Linked DNA regions of Homo sapiens: region 1 is linked to region 2. The links are chromatin loops, found by intact Hi-C in ENCODE. Cell type or tissue: OCI-LY7. All regions are shown on one strand. Links, peaks and the distances in the headings refer to the core of each region. The heading gives the core; the rest is flanking DNA. Region 1 overlaps CELF4 (CUGBP Elav-like family member 4). Region 2 overlaps CELF4 (CUGBP Elav-like family member 4).

Evidence for each region. Peaks named below come from ENCODE experiments on the same cell type or tissue, not always from the same donor. Only the 100,000 strongest peaks of a DNase experiment are listed, where the experiment ranks them.
Region 1: it touches region 2 in a loop (2.8-fold over the local background); 6 of 110 quality-filtered maps call a loop at or near these places.

Annotation. Positions count from the first base shown.
Region 1 is chr18:37,472,694-37,481,022 of GRCh38, reverse strand. All of the region lies in intron 2 of CELF4 (CUGBP Elav-like family member 4), which reads left to right. Among named protein-coding and RNA genes, the nearest start is that of SNORA111, 10 kb to the right of the region's middle. In OCI-LY7, for the core only: CTCF peaks have their summits at 4,425 and 4,624 (motif pointing right); a DNase peak (open chromatin) is centred at 4,632.
Region 2 is chr18:37,534,357-37,542,685 of GRCh38, reverse strand. All of the region lies in intron 1 of CELF4 (CUGBP Elav-like family member 4), which reads left to right. Among named protein-coding and RNA genes, the nearest start is that of CELF4, 27 kb to the left of the region's middle. RefSeq lists an enhancer at 1,886-2,180. In OCI-LY7, for the core only: CTCF peaks have their summits at 4,421 and 4,626 (motif pointing right); DNase peaks (open chromatin) are centred at 4,645, 6,175 and 7,845; H3K4me3 peaks cover 1,252 bases; H3K27ac peaks cover 2,884 bases.

The DNA of each region.
Region 1 (8,329 bases), core at 101-8,100, 62 kb after region 2:
CCTTCTTTGAGTTTACCAGGAAAGATGTTAAAGTGGGAAAATTCTTTTCAGAGAGCTCAAATGGATTTCTAGCACCGCTATCTCAGACTGTCTCTCCTTTCTATCCCTTCTTCTCACTTTTCTCTTTCTTAATCCCATTTCCTCCTCCTTTCTTTCTTTTTCTTTTTCTTTCTTCTCTTTGTGCCCCCATTTTCTCCTCTCTTCTCTCCCTCTGCCCATTTTCCTCTATCTCTCTCACCAACACTTTCTTCTTTTATCCTTCAGACTTGTCTCTCCTTTCCCTCTCCTCCCTCCCTCTTTCAACTTTGGCCCACCCCACCTCAACCCTGACATCCACAGGAGGCTCTGGTGGGGCCCCCATCACCATACGGGGGCTTCCCTGGCAAGGCCCATCTCCCTCCCTGACAGTCCTGCCATTGAGGGATCCATCTAATTTTATGTACAACTGTAAAGATGAATGATAAGTAGAAAGGATGAAGGCAAGAACAAGATGAATAAATTATAAAGGGCAAATGATGACAAGACAGGGGTCCCCAGAGACAGTGATATGATAACAGAAACTAAAGACGAATTTATGATGGATGTAGTTAGCATGTATGGAGGCTGTTAATTCTTCGGGGTAGTTTTACAATTTCTAGTGATCGGTGCAATCAAAGCTTTTCATTTTAGAAATGGGATGTATTTCCACTTGTTTGTCCTGTAGGCACAGTGTTGGTTTTTGTCTCTGAACAGTGAGTCTGGGTCCCATCAGCACCTGCATCTTCCCTCCCAGCCCCTGCCACCTTCTGTTTCTCTGCAGAGATCATCTCAGCCAGATCCACACACTCTTCCAGTTCCCCGGTCCTGTTCTTCCTCTTGCTGAGTGTATTAGCATGGGACTGCTGCAACAAAGCACCACAAATTGGGTGGCTTAAACAACGGAAATGTATTGTCTCGCAGTTCTGGAGGCTGGCAGTCCCAAATCAAGGTGTTGGCAGAGTTGGTTCTTTCTGAGGGCTGTGAGGGAGAATCAGTTCCAGGCCTCTCTCCTCGCTTCTGGGAGCCTCAGACATTCCTCAGTTGTAGATGGCGTTCCCTCTGTGTCTTTGCATCATCTTTCCAATGTACATTGTCTGTGTCCAGACTTCTCCTTTTTATGAAGACAGCAGTCATATCGCGTTAGGGCCTGCCCTAATGACCTCGTCTTAACTTGATCATCTGCAAAGACCCTATTTCAAAGAAGGTCACTTTCATGGGTCCTGGGGTTAGGACTTCAGCATCTTGTGAGGGGAACACAATTCAACTCATAACACTGAGAAAGGGGCTGCCCTGTGGCTCTTCCACAGTAGGGAGGATAAAGGCCTACAATAGTGTCTGAGTCATGGGGGTCGCCCAGCCTTTCCTCTGTATCTCACCTGGATTCATGCTTTTTTCTTTCTCTTTGGGAGAATGGATGATATATCTTTCTTCTTTCTCATATTCCCTGAAAAGAAGTACTCATCTGTCCTTTTAGGGCAGTGGCTCTCAATTTTGCCCTGCGGGGGACATTTGACATTGGAGATGCTACTGGCATCTAATGGGTAGAGGCCAGGGCTGCCGCTAAATATCCTACAATGTACAGGACAGTCCCACAGCAAAACATCATCTGGCCCCAAGTGTCAACAATGCCAAGGTAGAGAAACCCCATCCCGGGCCTAGGGTGGGTAGAAGGTGGGACAGTGAGGCCCTGGGGCAGAGCGTTCCTCCCTTACTTGCTGGTTCTCATTCATTCAGGGAACAAGCCCAAAGGTCCTTAGAGTGTTACAAGAGGGATGACTTGTGAAGAGGCAAAAGCTCCAATGGTGTGAGCACCGGGTAGGTGGGGAGTACGGGCAGGAGCAGAGGGCAGAGTCCACCTCCGGGCATTAAGGATCATTTGTCGCCTGCCGTTCACATGCACCCACGTCTGCAGGGCAGACTTGACCCAAGGGCTTAGCAGTTTCAGCACCGACTCCAGCTCAACTCTCTCCTGGGTTAGGTGAATGGAGACTTTGCTATAACAGAGCTGGGACCAGAACCCAGGCCTTGAGACCCACTCATGTGGGGCATTTCTCCAGCCCATACCTTCAGAAGAGCCCCCATCCCAACAGCAAACCTGCTTGGCAGGCATGTGCCCTAGCCAGGCTTTCCAGCCAAACAGGACCTTCACCACAGAACACCAGCCTGGGCTCATTATACAGAAGGGAACACCAAGGTTCCAAGAGAGAAGCCCAAAGCACTTTAAATCCAGGTACTGAGGGACAGATGGGTATAGGGGCTACATCTGTGATGCCTTCGAAACTTGCCTCTGCTCTTCCACGTTATCCCTTAGCCCAGCCCCCTGTCCCACTGTGTTCATGCAAAATCTTTTCAATCTCCTCCCCACAGAGACATCTCAAAGTCCTCCTTCTCCCTGGGGCTGTGCCCACAGTCTTCCCTCCTAGACGGCCCACTTTCTCCTTCCCTGCCCCAACCACTGTCCTGAGGGTTCCACATTTTTCAAGCAAGTGACTCTTGACTCTCATAGGGGCCTCATCTTCTCAGTGGCCCCCACGACATAGTCCAGGCCTGCCATGGGCTGTGCCCAGAAAGGCTCCCTAACAAGTTGATCTGAAAGAACCAGAGAACCTCTGTGCCTGCAGTCATCATACATGACTTGAAGGAAATAAACAAACAAGAGGGCACATGAGATAATAAGCAGAGGGAACCTGGGCCAGGTCCAGCCTGCCACCAACAAGCCACGTGGTCTGGGCAGAGCAATGAGCCCGGACCCTCCCTGGACACACCATCTAGACTGTGAAGGAGGCGGTGGGCCAGATCGCCTCTCAAGACCCTTCCAGCTTTCTTTATATTTCTAAGAATAATGAGCTCAGCATTACTCACATTACTTAAGACAACAGGGAGAGGAGAGGAGAGGGGGAGAGCAAGGACGACAGTGTCTCCTGCTCTCCACTACCCGACGCCATTGGTGACAAGTATAATAAAGCGTGGGTCAGATATGTCTCTCCCTGACGCAGAGCAGCCAGACTGCCTGCTCCCCAGGGCTGGGGCTGGATTCCTGATGGTACCCCCACCCCTGCCCTCTGCTCAGGTCTCATTCTAAGGACACCAGACAGGCATTTTGCAATTTTCACACTGCCCCAATGTGGCTTGGATCACGGCTGCCATCACCCAAGTCAGCGGCAGCAGCGTTTACAGATAGCCTGCCCCCTGCGAAGTTTGGTTGTGGGAGGGAGGGTGTCTGGCATCGGACAAAAATAAGTAAGACACGGCCTGTTGCAGAAGGAGTTTATAATCTGGTTTGGGAGGCAAGTGTGAAGACAGCTCATGATCCAGAAAATATCTTTAGGGGCCCCAAAAATGGTAGTGAAGGGAAGTGCCCAGGAGTTCAGATGAGAGAGATGGCAGGATAAGCCAACATGCCCTGCAGGAGCCCACACCACCACAGTGGCCTTCTGCTTCCAGGCCCTCACCCCTCTGATGCATTCTTCAGAGGCTGGCCAAGGGTGTCATTGTAAAATAAAGGTCCCACCACCTGCAAACCACCCAGGCTTCTGTCACCCACAAGATTCAGCCAGGGCAGACACCATCCTGGCCACAAACCCTCCAGATGCACGTAGCCTTCCTGCAAGCTCCTCTTTTTCCATGTCATTCCCTCTGCCTGGAGAGTTTCCATTCATCCTTGGAGGCCCAAAGTCAACATCACTTCCTCTGAACAAATTCTCTGCCCCGCTCGGGGAGCTTTCCAATCCGTCCCCATCCAAGCACCCAGCACTGCCCTTGGGGCCCAGGCTGCTCCATTAACTCCAGAGTTCCCATCTTGGATTCCCAGCCTGTACCTGCTTTCCTCTTTCTGCGCCTGTGCCTGGAACTGACCCAGAGCAAGGATGGGCGGGAGGGAGGCAGCTCCCCATCTGCTGAGCGACCTTGCTGGCCTTGGCATTTCCAGAGGCACCAACAGATCATTCTGGCATCTCCTATTCCAGCCATATCACCTCTATGCCCCTCCAGAAAGTCTTCAGCCTAGCTCACCCTGCGGGGGTGCATTTGGAAAGAGGAGAAAGCTTCGCTCTCTGGTCATGGATGTAGAAAGGAAGTGCTGTGTGGAAGGTGCTTTGGCCCAGGCATTCGCCGCCGGTGCAGGTGTGAATGTGGGCATGTGTGGAGCGAGGTGTGTGTCCACCGGAGCGAGAATGTGAGGCTGCCACAAGGGCTGTGCCTGCATGAATCCGTGTGAGGCTGCAAAGGGTTTGTTGACCTTTCGCCAGAAAACGAGGCTGAGAAACAGAATGTCTGTGTGAGCTCCTGCTCCGGGATGGATGTGTTTTAGGATTGGAGGGTTTCTGCTGGGCGCATGTGTGTGGGCGAGCAGAAGGACACGTCTTTGTTGTTGACCTGCAGGGATCCGGAACTGTGGGCTGCCACATGCCATCAAAAATGGGCAAGCCTGGGTGATAATAGAAAAAAATGGCATTGTTCTTTATTCTTTAATTCCTCATGAAAACGGCTGTTGTAAAGAGGAAAGGGCTGGAGTGCAGGGGAGATAAGGTCTCTCTAGGGCGCCGTAGTTTACTGTGGTTCAAGCACCCTTTTTTTTAATCAAAGGCATTTGTGGTATGTTCCCATGAGCCCACCAGGGGGCGCCATGTGGGTGGCATCCCCTTCTGGTGGCTGAAGGAGCACAGTGTGTTTAATGGTGAGCCTGGTGTGCCCAACCCTGTGCCCAGCACAGAAGAGGCAAAATGATGCCGAACACTCGGCTCCACCCTTCAGAACACTGTCAGCCTGTGCAGAGGACACCAACCAACTTGGGGCATCCACCCAACCTTTCCAGGTCTGAGTTCCCTAATTTCTATCATGAAAATCACATGTGTGCGCCCTTTATATGCTGTGGATTGCTAGAAATCATCCAAGTTGTATTATTAATGACAAAACAATGATGCGAGTGGGGATGACCTTCGGAGTCCTTTGCCACAATAAAGTCCTGTGACTCCTAATTCACAGATGAAATAATTAAGAGGATAATAAAAATATAGAATGGCTCAAGTATGCAGTTTGGACCATATGTCCCATTATATTTCAGAAGAGAGCTGGGATGCCCCGAAAGGACTCCATGGAGTGGGGAGGACAGAAGTTGGTTGTGTATGTAAAGGGAGAGGAACTCGAGAAATGAGTAAGAGGAGGAAGGCTTGGGGAGCCAGGTCAGTGTGAATTTTCCTCCTGGAATTGGGAGTGAGAACAGGGAAAATGTGTCTGGAGATGGAGGAGGCTTTTCTCACACTGCTGTGCTTCAGAGCCTCTAGCCCCTTACAGCCTGTAGGCTCCAATCAACTCCATGCAGATCAGTTGCTCTGAAATCCTGCAGGTGCTGGGCATGGCTTCAGGCCCCAGCAAGTCTCCAGCTTCCCCGCTCCCTAGAAAGGACCTGCCTCCTCCCAGCCTACCCACCAGAATCCTCCCAGGGCATCAGGACCTAGCCCCAAGCTCCCTTCCTCTGTGATGCTCCTCTAGGTTGCTCTAACCAACACTGATCTCGCCCTTGCCTGAGCCTCTGCAGGTCAACAGCACCGGAAGTCTAAGCCCTGGCTAAAATGTGGACATCAGATCAGCATCACTGGGGTCTGTTAGAAATGCAGAGTCTTGAGCTTACTCTAGATCATCTGAGCCATGTCACTCAAACAGCAGCCACCACCCTTTAACAAGATCCCTAGGAGATTCGTGGGCACAAGAAGTTCAACCACCACTGGCCTAATGTTAGGCTTTAAAGGATATTGTCTTAGTTGGAGCGCCCCCAGAAGCAGACTGTAGACAAGCATTTGAGTGCAAATAGCTTCTTTGTGGGGTTGACCCCAGGAACTTGGGTCAATAGTGGAGACAAGGAAGAGAGGAAATCAATAAGGGGTGTCTTATCAGGCAGACCAGCTTCCACTGCGGGTGTTGCTGAACCCCACTGGGACTCTAGAGCCAATGTCAATCATACTCCTTGGAGTCATCCCACCCAAGGGGCCAGAGAACTGGGGTATTCATGCACCAATTTCCACCAGGCTGTGGCCGAGGTTGTGCCCAGGGGTCTTCCGCTTTCTAGCTTTTCTGGCTTGCTGCATGCGTGGGCAAAGTGGGCTCCACAGTCAAAGGAAGCCCTCGAGCTGGAAGTGCTGGTGCTGGCAGTTGGAAGTCAACCCACTGTCACTGAGGTGGGGAAGAGAAGGGGTCATGGGCAGGACACCACCTACATCTACTGCAGATTGAGCCTTGTGGCATCATCCCAAATAAGAGAGCAGATCAAAGAATCTTGTCTCTCTAACTCCGATGACAGCTACCAATCACTGTGTACTCGCTACAGCCAGACACTTCACAAATATTATCTCATTTATTTAAGACAGCATCACCCAGGTCTTAACCAGGCCTTATTAGTGCTATTGTATGGAAGAGGAAACTGAGGCAAAGGGGCTTGCTCAGACCAGAAAACCATGGAGAGATCTGGCGCCAGAGCCCATGCTCCTTCCTCCTCATCCTAGGGCACTAACCCTGTGGAAAGCCAGAGCTGCATGAGGGCAGGAACCGTCCCCGTCACCCCAAGGCCACACACCAGGTTCTTCTGGCAGGAGACTCTGGCATGATTGCTAGACACCCAGGGGGCCCTGTGGGGCAGGGCAGTGGCCCTCGAGGTGTCACCACACACCTGGCCTACCTCTGCATTGGAGAAGTCCTGTTCTGAATGGAAGGCAGAGTCTGATTCCATCCCCAGCTCTGCCTGGAGCCTTACTGTGTGCCCTTGGGAAGCCATTTAACCTCTCTGAATTGTAATTTCTAAGTGGCCACCCTTCCACTTAGAAATTCATTTGGCTGCAGTGGCCTCAACAAATAACACTTTGGGTTTTTTGCACATCACAGAGTCTGGGGCCTCGTGTTGCTTCAGCAACATAACCATGCAACAGCAACAACGTAACAGAGTCCTTCTCACTGCTGTCGGAGGGCATTGCATCTGTCATCAAGCAGAGCAGGTCCAGCTGCCTCTGTCCCTTCTATCGGGAATGCAAAAGGTTTCCAAGAGGTCCCCTCTCCAGGAGACATCTAAGTATGTCTCATTGGCCAGAGCTATGTCACAGGGCCACCCTAGCTGCAAGGAAGTCTGGGAAAGAGGATATCTTGCCAAAGACTATGCACATGTCTTCCATGAACAAATCTGTGCTTCTTCAGTGAAGGAGAAGGGCCGGATAATATTGGTGGGACCTGGAAGAGTCTACCCTCACACAGCCTGGTGGAGATGGTCAGGGGTTACAGAAGAGCAAGCTGGCTGGAGCAGCAGCCACCCCCCACACACGTGCCGCATTTGCCTTCAGCTTAGATCACACCCTGATGCTTCCATGAGGATGCTGAGTCAAGAAAGCAGTCTTAGGGTGTGGACAAGAGGAGCTTCTTCATGCAGCACTGCTAACTCTGCATGTTTATTCCAGCTACTGACATGGTTTCCAATTCTGTGAGATTCATAAGGGGGAAGGGAATAAAATTTCAGCTACCCTTAGGTAGCATATTTGCGTCCTCTGTGTCTTTCTCGAGTTTGTGCCCTTCTGTGCCTTTGTGTGTGGCTTAAATATTGAAGAATCAAAGGCTGCCACGCCAGCAGACAGCTGTGCCACATCACAGGCATTCCACAGGCAATTCCTCACTCCCACTTTTTTGACAGTTGCACCAGTGGTCTCACACCCTCTGAAAGTGGGTCGGCCGGCTTTCAGGGCCAGCAGCAATGGCACCAACTTTATTTTCAGAGACTGAAGCAGGACCTCTTTTGTAAAGGGGTGTGGGGTGAGGTAGGGGTGCTCTGTGCAAAGCCTGCTCGGATTGACCTTCCTGGTAAACTTCAGCATGGCTGAGAGCCAGGAAGGAGGGGACCAGGGATAGCACGGGCTGGCCTGTGCTGCCCTCTACTCCTGAGGCCCTCCCTCATAGCCTCTGCCAGTGGCCTGGGCTGTCCCACAAGGTAGTGAGCCTCTGGTCACAGACATGTTCAAGCAGGCTGAGTCGCAGGGTTCGGGGGTTGATGCAGGTAATTCCAACATTGGACCAAATCAGTTCTGGGGGGCGAGTTAAGATCCCATGATTTTATCTTAAGTTTTACTAGCTTAACCATCATAAATGCCCGCATAGAACCAGTCCCAGTCCTCAGCCCCAGCCAGTTTGGCTAGGTCCCAAATTCCCTAGCCTCTAGCCTGGAGTAATCCTCATTTCTCCTTCAGGCCTCCCAATTTCTCCCTTCTCTGAAGACCTTCAGGCCTTAGAGGCGAAACCCTCCATGCCGCTGGGCAGGCTCATGCCTTAAATTTAACAACCT
Region 2 (8,329 bases), core at 82-8,081:
ATCATTTACCGTATCCCCAGCATGATGCCAAGTGCTCTAATGTGCTATCTCATTTAATGTTCCCAGTTTTCCTAGGAGAACATTTCAATTTCTGTTTTACAGACAAAGAAACAGAGGCACAGAGTTTAACTGCCCTAACTTCCCAGGGCACGGAGCAAGTAAGTGGCACAGCCAAGATGCCCAGCCATGCTCCCATGAGTCGTACGCTTGGGGAAGAGCGCCTGTGCCTATTGTGGTTAAGTACCCACATCCAGGGAGTAGAGGTCTTCATGACTGGGCTTCAGCCTTCCTAAGTGTAGATGCCACCATGGAAGATCAGAGCAGCCAGCTCGTGAAGTTCAGTGGGTGCACAGCGAGCACTCAATAACGAGTGTTTATTTATTGCTTCTGTTTACAGCTCTATTCCCAAAGTGAATTGTTTGTTTAAGTAAGGAGCATTTACCTTTATTACAGTCATTGGTAAATAAAATTATATTTGCATTTCCACAAATATGTATGAGTTTAATTAGTCTTGCAATTCGTACACAAGAGCCAGTCCAGGAAACACATTTATGAGCTCCCACTTCTACCCTAGGCAGAAGGCCTTCTCCCACAAACACCATCAGGATTGAATAATTCACTCATTCACAAACAGTTACTGATCACCCACTCTGTGCCACTGCTGGAGTCACAACGATGACCATGGCACAGAAACCTCTGGATCTCCTGGAGCTCACATTTTCATGAGGAAGTCAGATGATACATTAAAAATTAAAATTAAAAACCTGATCATAAGTGTTGTGCTGAGAATTAAAACATATGGATGAGGCATGACTGGGGCCGCTGTATACGTGTCAGTGGGGAGGGCTCCTCTGAGGAACTGACAGTGAAGCCAAGATCCAAACAACAAGCAGACATGGCGGGAGAAAGCACTTCCAGCAGAGAGAACAGCAGGTGCAAAGGCCCGGAGGCAGGAATGGGCTTTGTGTGTTCAAGAGACAGGAGGAAGAGCAGTGTGACAGGCGTGTCCTGGGGTAATGGGGAGAATTAGGTGGGAGGGGCTGGTGGGGGCAGGTTGTATCAGGCCTGGCAGGGGTGTCTGAATTGTTTTCTAAGGTTAGCAAGAAGTGTTGGAAGAGCCATGTTCCGATGTATGTTTCACAGAGATCTTTCGGCTGCTGTGTGGAGCCAGCTGCTATAGGAGAGCAGACACGGAGGGGGGCAGCCAGAGGAGCAATGGTGGGGCATGGATTAAGAAGGGCAGTGAAGGTGCGAGAAACAGACGGGGTCAGGATGTGTTTGGGAGATAGGGGTCCCAGGACTTGTTGGTGGATTGGGTGTGATGTGGGGAGAAAGAGAGGCGCCCAGGACGAATAGAGGCACTCAGTGCTGAGTGGGGCCGTTTACTGGGAAGGAACATGTTTTAGGGATGGATGATCAAAATTCTGATTTGGCCTTGCTGAGAGCGGGAGGCCTGTTAGATGTCCAAGGAGAGGCATTAGGAAGGCAGGTGGAATATGATCCTGGAGCTCAGAGTGGTGATCTGGGCTGGAGGTATAAATTTGAGAGGCATCAATATGTCATGGTATTTAAAGTCATTTATAATAGAACAAATTAAACAAGACTTCCTAGATGTGATTATTGTTCCTCCTCAGTGTGGACTGAGCATCAATTAGGTCACAGACTGTGTGATGCACACTATGAGGTCATGCATGCGTGAAGCCTAGAACAGAGGATGCTGGGAGTCCTCCTTCCCCATGCCCCCACTCCACCTCCAGGCAGGTGCTCACCCACACTGACACTGCCAGCCCTCACTTTGTCATTAATGAATGAGATAAAGGAAACTGTTCCTCCTGCCTCAAATTGTCCTGCACCATCTCACAGAACTTAGCCCAGCTCTGTCCCTCCCATGCTCCCACCTAAATCCCTCATGCTGTAGCTTCATTCCCTCCAGCCCTTGCCAGGGCCACTGCTGCTGCCCTTTCTTGGAGCATCTTTCCCAGGATGCCAAGGTTGCATTCCACGCAGCAGGGAGAGCGGGAACTGCTGTCCAGGGGTGAGTCAGCCAGATTCACAGTGGTGATGTAGGTCGCAGAGCTCCCTCCTCCCTGCCCCACTGCTGCGTCTGGAGCCTTCCCACCCAGCTTGCCCCACGATCTGTGTCCTTGTGGCCCACATATCCCGACCCAGCCACCCCCACCAGCCTGACCGTGCTGGCTCGTTTCTCTGAACCCCTAGAAGGGAAGAGCTCCTTGGGAACTTCTCTTTGGCCCCCAGAGCCATGACCAAATGCCTGAGGCAGACCGCTGGCCCGTTTTCCCTGTTTTAAAGTAAAAAAACAATAAAAGCAACACACAAAGAGAGACGCTGCTGTTTTACTTACAAATGAGAGATGTAATCATTCACCCAGGTACCTGGGAGGCTCTGGGCTGGGGCCAGGGAGCCAGTGGACGGGAGGACCCTAGGGCCACAGGCAACCTCTCCACATCCTCCTGGGTACCAGCAAGTGAGACAGGCACTTGGGTCCCCACCCCAAACTTCTCTCACAGGCACTCCAGAGCCAAGCCCTCCTTCCTTGTCACCTTGAGAGATACTCTGGGGTCTGAGCCCACAGTCAGGAGGGTGGTATTCAACTGCCCTGGTAAAGAATAATGGGGTGTCTGGCTGCAAGGCTAGGTGGAGACAGGGAGAGCTACGCACACATCAATGCATATGCACTGTTATAATTGGGTAGTTATTAATAAAGCTATGTCTATTGTCCAGCTCTCTAATGTGCCAGGCCTGCGCTGCACATGAGACCTGATCATCACCTCTCTCCATCCTCACAGCAAGCCCATGACAGCATGACCAATTTGGTAGCTAACAGCGGTGTGTGGCTATTTACATTTACATTTAAATTAACTTTATTCCAATGTAATTTAAAAATCCGTTTTTCAGTTTTACTAGCCACATGCCCAGGGTTCAACAGCCACAAGTAAAGAGGGGCTACAGTGGTAGGCAGTCTGTGCTGTCTACATAGCACATTTTCTGCATGCCAGAAAGTTCTATCAAACAGTGCGGAGAGCATTGCGTGTGCACTGACTAACAAGAGTGCATGAGTGAAGACACACACATGGGCATGTGTGACTGTCACTGGAATGTTCACACACGCACAGCACAAGGGACACAGCTGTGCATGTGTTTAGGCTGTGTGTCTGTGTGTGCACGTGCACGCGTGTGTGTGTGTGTGTGTGTTTGTGTGTGTGTGTGTGTGTGTGTCTTAGAGGTGCCCAGCCCTTGTCCACCACCCCAGGCATCCTGTTGCCTGAAGGAATGTCAGGAACAAGAGCTCTGGAATCAAACTGTCTGGCTTGGAATGTGGGCTCTCCCACTCTCTAACTGGGTGACCTTAGGCAAGTGGCTTAACTTCTCTGTGCTTCAGCTTTCTCTTTATAAAATAAAGATAATAACAGAGCCATTGTTGAGGGTTATTAGAAGCATTACATGAGATAATATGTGCAAAGCTCTCGGAGAGGCTCCCAGCACACTGTGAGCTATTAATAAACATTAGCTGTTACTGTCGTTTCCAAGAGGCAGTGTGTTTGCTGCGCAGGAGCAGCCTTGGAGAAGAGTCTGTCATGTCGGGGAGGGCGTTGAGAACCCTGATGAGACCGAGGATTGCTTCATTCTCAAGCCTGCCACTGCTTCCTGAGAGCAGCAGGGTGGGGCAGGGAGGGAGCTGCTGGGAGCAGCAGGGGTCCCCACCGGCCAGGGAAGGAGACTCCGCAGAGAGGGGTGCTGGGGTGAGGAGGTGCCAGGAGGGGAGGCACACGGGAGGTGACGGGAGGAACGGAGCAGGAGTCCCGCCTTAGCATGTTGTTTACAGCCTGGATCTTCCAGTCGGGCTCTGGGAAATGTGCTGCTGAGTGAGGGAGAGAGAACCCCGTAAGTAACTGCTCCACAATGTCAGAATTGCTTTCTATATTCGCTAAAGCACCAGGCCAGCTATTCCCTCACACTGCCCTCTAGGATCTAAAGTCTCACCTGGGAATGAGACCAACCCACAAGCGACAATTGGAATGAAAAAGAATCAGAGCAGAGGAGGCACCTGAGGGAATCACTAGTCCCAGGCAGCCATTTTAACACAAATCAATTCAACAGGTATTTGCTGAGTGAGTGCCTGCTCTGGGTAAAGACAGCGTTGTGGGTGCTTGGGGGATTCAGAAAAGCAAAAAGGGAGGAAGGAGCCTCTGCCCTGAAGGAGTCGAGAGCCAGAGAGAGAGGCTCCAGGCCTCAGCAGCCAAAGGTAAGACGGCTCGGGAGAGGATTACACACAGGAACTGGCATTTGTAATGGACTTTGAAGATGGGTGATACCTTTCAGAGAGCAAAACAAGGTCCAGAGAGGTTGGACAGCTTGCCCAGGGCTACACAGCCAGTGAAGAATCGAGCCAGGTGTGAGGTCTTTCTTCCATGGAGAGACAAGGAAAAAGGAATGCATCCCTAGGCACACAGTACAGAGAGCAGGGCCTCAGAGGTGCACACAGGAGAGACCAGGGCCATCCCCTGGGATGAGGAGGCCGCCCTCCCACCCCGCCATCCCTCTGGCCTCCCGGAAGGTCCGCCCGATGCGGCGAGAGGCCGCCTGTGTTTTCAGACGTGGCCAGCAGAGGGCACCAGGACTACTGCACAACCCGGACCAAGGAGCCGGCCGCCTCCAGAGCTGGATTCAGCGCCTGGGACTCTCCGGGGCACAGGGCACAAATGTCTGTGCCCCAATCACACAGCCCCGTGGGGTGAGCCCATGATGGGACACCAGGTCGGGGAGTCACGTCCGCGGCTTCCATGTGGAGGGTAGGGCTCCAAGGAGGCAGGCCTGGTTGGACGAGAGAAATCCCAAGACCCTCCCAGATCAGGTGGGCACCTCAGGTTGAATAAAAAAGTTTTCTCCCAGGAGGAGCTTGTGTCTGGCGGACATAAAATGAGTGTATTTTCTTTAGTTTACTTTCAGAGAAAGCAAAGGGAGGGGTGTCTCCATCTGTCACCACCTCCGGGGCTCATCCCTGAACCCCTACAGCGAAGCAAGGAAATAAAATAAACAGCCCCTGTCAGGCTCACATGTGGAGTTGGGGTGGAGACAGCAGCCTGAAATGGTCCCCGAAGACCTGTAATTTTCATGTCCTTTTGCAGAGGCATGACAGAGGAACCATGTCCTTTTACAGAGACCCGACCGGGAACTGGCCTCCCTGCCTTAATCATAAAGGCCATTTGAAGTTAGCACTCAGGTTGCCCTTTTGCAGAAAGACACCCCCAAGGACTTGCTGGGAACTCTTTCTCTTGGATAGAGAGCACCATTCTCCTCCGAGAATGCCAGGCTCTCAGCGTGTACACAGGGCCCCTTCAGTCCAGCCTGGGTGCGATTTCCCAAACTCCAAAGGAATTGGGTCCAAATTCGATTTTTCTTCTTCCTGCTCTGAGAACCAGCCTATGTTTGGTTTGGGCAGTGACAGTTTGGAGATTCAAATGAAAGTCATGATCAAGGTGGTGATAACTGAGTGCACAGCAGAAAATGTAAGGGGAGAAGACAAATACAAGAGGAGGAGGCAAATGCCAGGGACAAAGAGGCGAGGGCACAGAAGAAAGCCCAGGTAAGGGCTGAGTGGCCAGAAGGGTCGGGAAAGCCAGGCTGAGGATGGGTGACCTATGACACCCGCCAGTCGTGCTGTGGGACAGTCCCAGGGAATGTGCTACATCAGATCACATCTGTCCTTGGCTTTATGTGTAGGAATCTTGTGAAGTGAGTCAGCCAGCACCCCCTGGCAAGGTGGGGCATCTCCTCTCTCCCTTCGCAGAGCACAGCTCACATCACTGGGAGGTGTCCTCCAAGCCTCCCTCCAGGCCTGGGAGCTTTATGTGAGCGTGTGAAAGCCTGGGCCGCCTGCACACGAGCCTGTGGCTTTGGGAGATGGGGGTGATGGTGATGGCGGAGTGTGGGAGGGAGCAAGTGCAAGATGTGCGGGGACTTGCTGCCTGGGGACTGGGGCCAGGGCTCCTCCTGTCTCACAGTGCCATCTCAGGTGGGCCACCACCTCCCCCACTCCCTATCTGCATCTGTAAAATGCAAATAGCAATCTCTGCCTCACCCATCCCACACAGATGTTGTGATGCTCAGATTAGGCAAAAACGTGGAGAAAAGGCGCTAGCGAGCAGCACACAGGTGCCCTGCATAGACCTGTAGCTGGGGACCCCTTGCCGAGGGCTGAGAAGATGGCTGTTGCTCAGGAAGTTCCCTTTTAGGAGGGAGTGGGGGAGACAGGAAAGTACAAAGAAGAGAGTCAGACTCTAGAGAAGAAAGAGTTTCCAGTCCTTCAGGTTCCAATGCACCATTCGCCCTAACACCTGTCCCTTGGGACTCTGAAGACCACAAGCCTTACCCCACAACCATTCTGGCCTGTGCAGTTCTCAGCTTTCCCTGGAAAAGCCTGTTTGCCACCCCACCCCTCCCATCACCCCTCCAGGGAGTATCCTCCCACCTCCCCTCATTGCTCCAAACAGCTGTGATTCAGAGAGCGTCATTTCCAGGGAAACCAACAACAACAAAAAAATGTCCAGGCGTCAGGGGAAATTTCAACCACAATGCAAGTGGTTCCAGAGGAGCATTGATGACACCCAGGATGCAACTTGGGCTCCCAGCACTGTCAGCACCATCCTCAGAGGAAGAGACATAAACAGGACATATGTGCAGGGGCGTGGGGAGGGAGATGGATGTTCCCCAAAAACAGGAATTAAAGTTTTCAATAACATTTGTTGTTCAGCCACAAGGCCCTCGAGACTAGAGGAACCCAAAAAGAGACCAGGAAAGGTTAGCAAGGTCCTTTTTACCAGGAAGTGAATCGTGTTCTCTCTCGCTGCGTGGCCAGTGTGGATCCAAGTAGGGATCTCCACACTGTGATGGCAGGGCTCACCTGAGCATGCTCCTCTGTGGCCTGGCCTCCTGGTGGCCGCCCCTTTCCCCAGGGGTGCTCAGGGCTGGCTTGAATCCCGTGTTCAGAACGTGGCTGCTTACTATCCCTTCGGAGCTCACAGTACATATAAACGCTCTTAAGTAATACACGTGTATTACCTAACGGCCCACATGTGCACACAGGGGAGCGTGTACCATGTCAAGTGATGGGTTACGTGAACTCTTCCTGCTACTCTCATGATCACTGTAGACTAATATGATAAAGGTGGCTCCTGAATTTTGCCATATAGATCTCAGAGTTGTGTGGGGACTGGGAGCTGCTCGGAAAGTCTGCAACTTCGGATCCCTGGGCCACTGCTCTTTGAAACAGGAGCAATTGTCTTCAGAATTTGTTCCGTACAATGAATTCAGTCTTATTTTAACATTTTGAAAAGACTGACTAGGAAAAACAACAAAAAGACAATAAATAACGCCAATAAGGTATGTACTGTCATGTAGATTTTAATCTAAAGAGTCAGATTCCACCTGGTCCAAATCATACAGAGGCATTATTTTTAATTCCAGAATCACCAATTAGCTAATCCTCCATAGTCAGGGAGGATTTCCAGCATGGTGTTCTATTGTTGGAGAAGACCTGGGTGCAGGGAGGCCCACCTCCCATCCGAGGCCACACGGCAGCCAGGTGCCTAGGACTAGCCATGCCTTCAGACAGCTTCAAGGGTGAGGAAATGAGTACAGAGGACAGCTTTCCGTCAGCCTGCCATGTAGACATCGCAAGCCTTTGGGACATGGCACCTCAGTTTCTCTTGCTTCTACTGGCAGCATCAGGGTTCCACGACCTGGAACAGTGCTGTGCAGCCCCAGCCCCTGCTCGCTTTCAGAAGGGGTTCTGTAAACACCCGGCTCTGTGAGGCATGTCACCTCTTCTCTAAGGCTGAAACCGACCAGACAATAGGCCAGAGCAGGAAGTGTCTGCATTCATACCCAGTCCTCTGCCTTCCCTCCCTTCTCTTCCCCTCCCTCTCTTCCCCTCTGGCCCTGGGGATGTATTTTGCATCCTTTAAATGATCTTGTTTATTCTATGTGTCGGAATATAGTTATCTGAATATTAATTATGGCTTTAGTGAAGTTCGTCGGTTGAATGCAGGAATTGAGAATTCCTCCTTCACTTTTAGCCACCTGCTTTGATTTCTCTGTTTATCTGCTTGACTGAGCTGAAATCAGTTTCTGTAAGTGAAAGTCGGCTGCTTGGAGCAGATGTTAATGCTCAGAAATAGTGTACGGTCTGCTATTAGCATAAGTAGCATGATGCTAATAAATAGAGGTGTGCAGGGCTAGTGCAGTGGTGCCGGTGGGGACCGAGGGACAGCGGCCTGCCCAGTGACAGAGCCCATGCCCCACCCAGAGG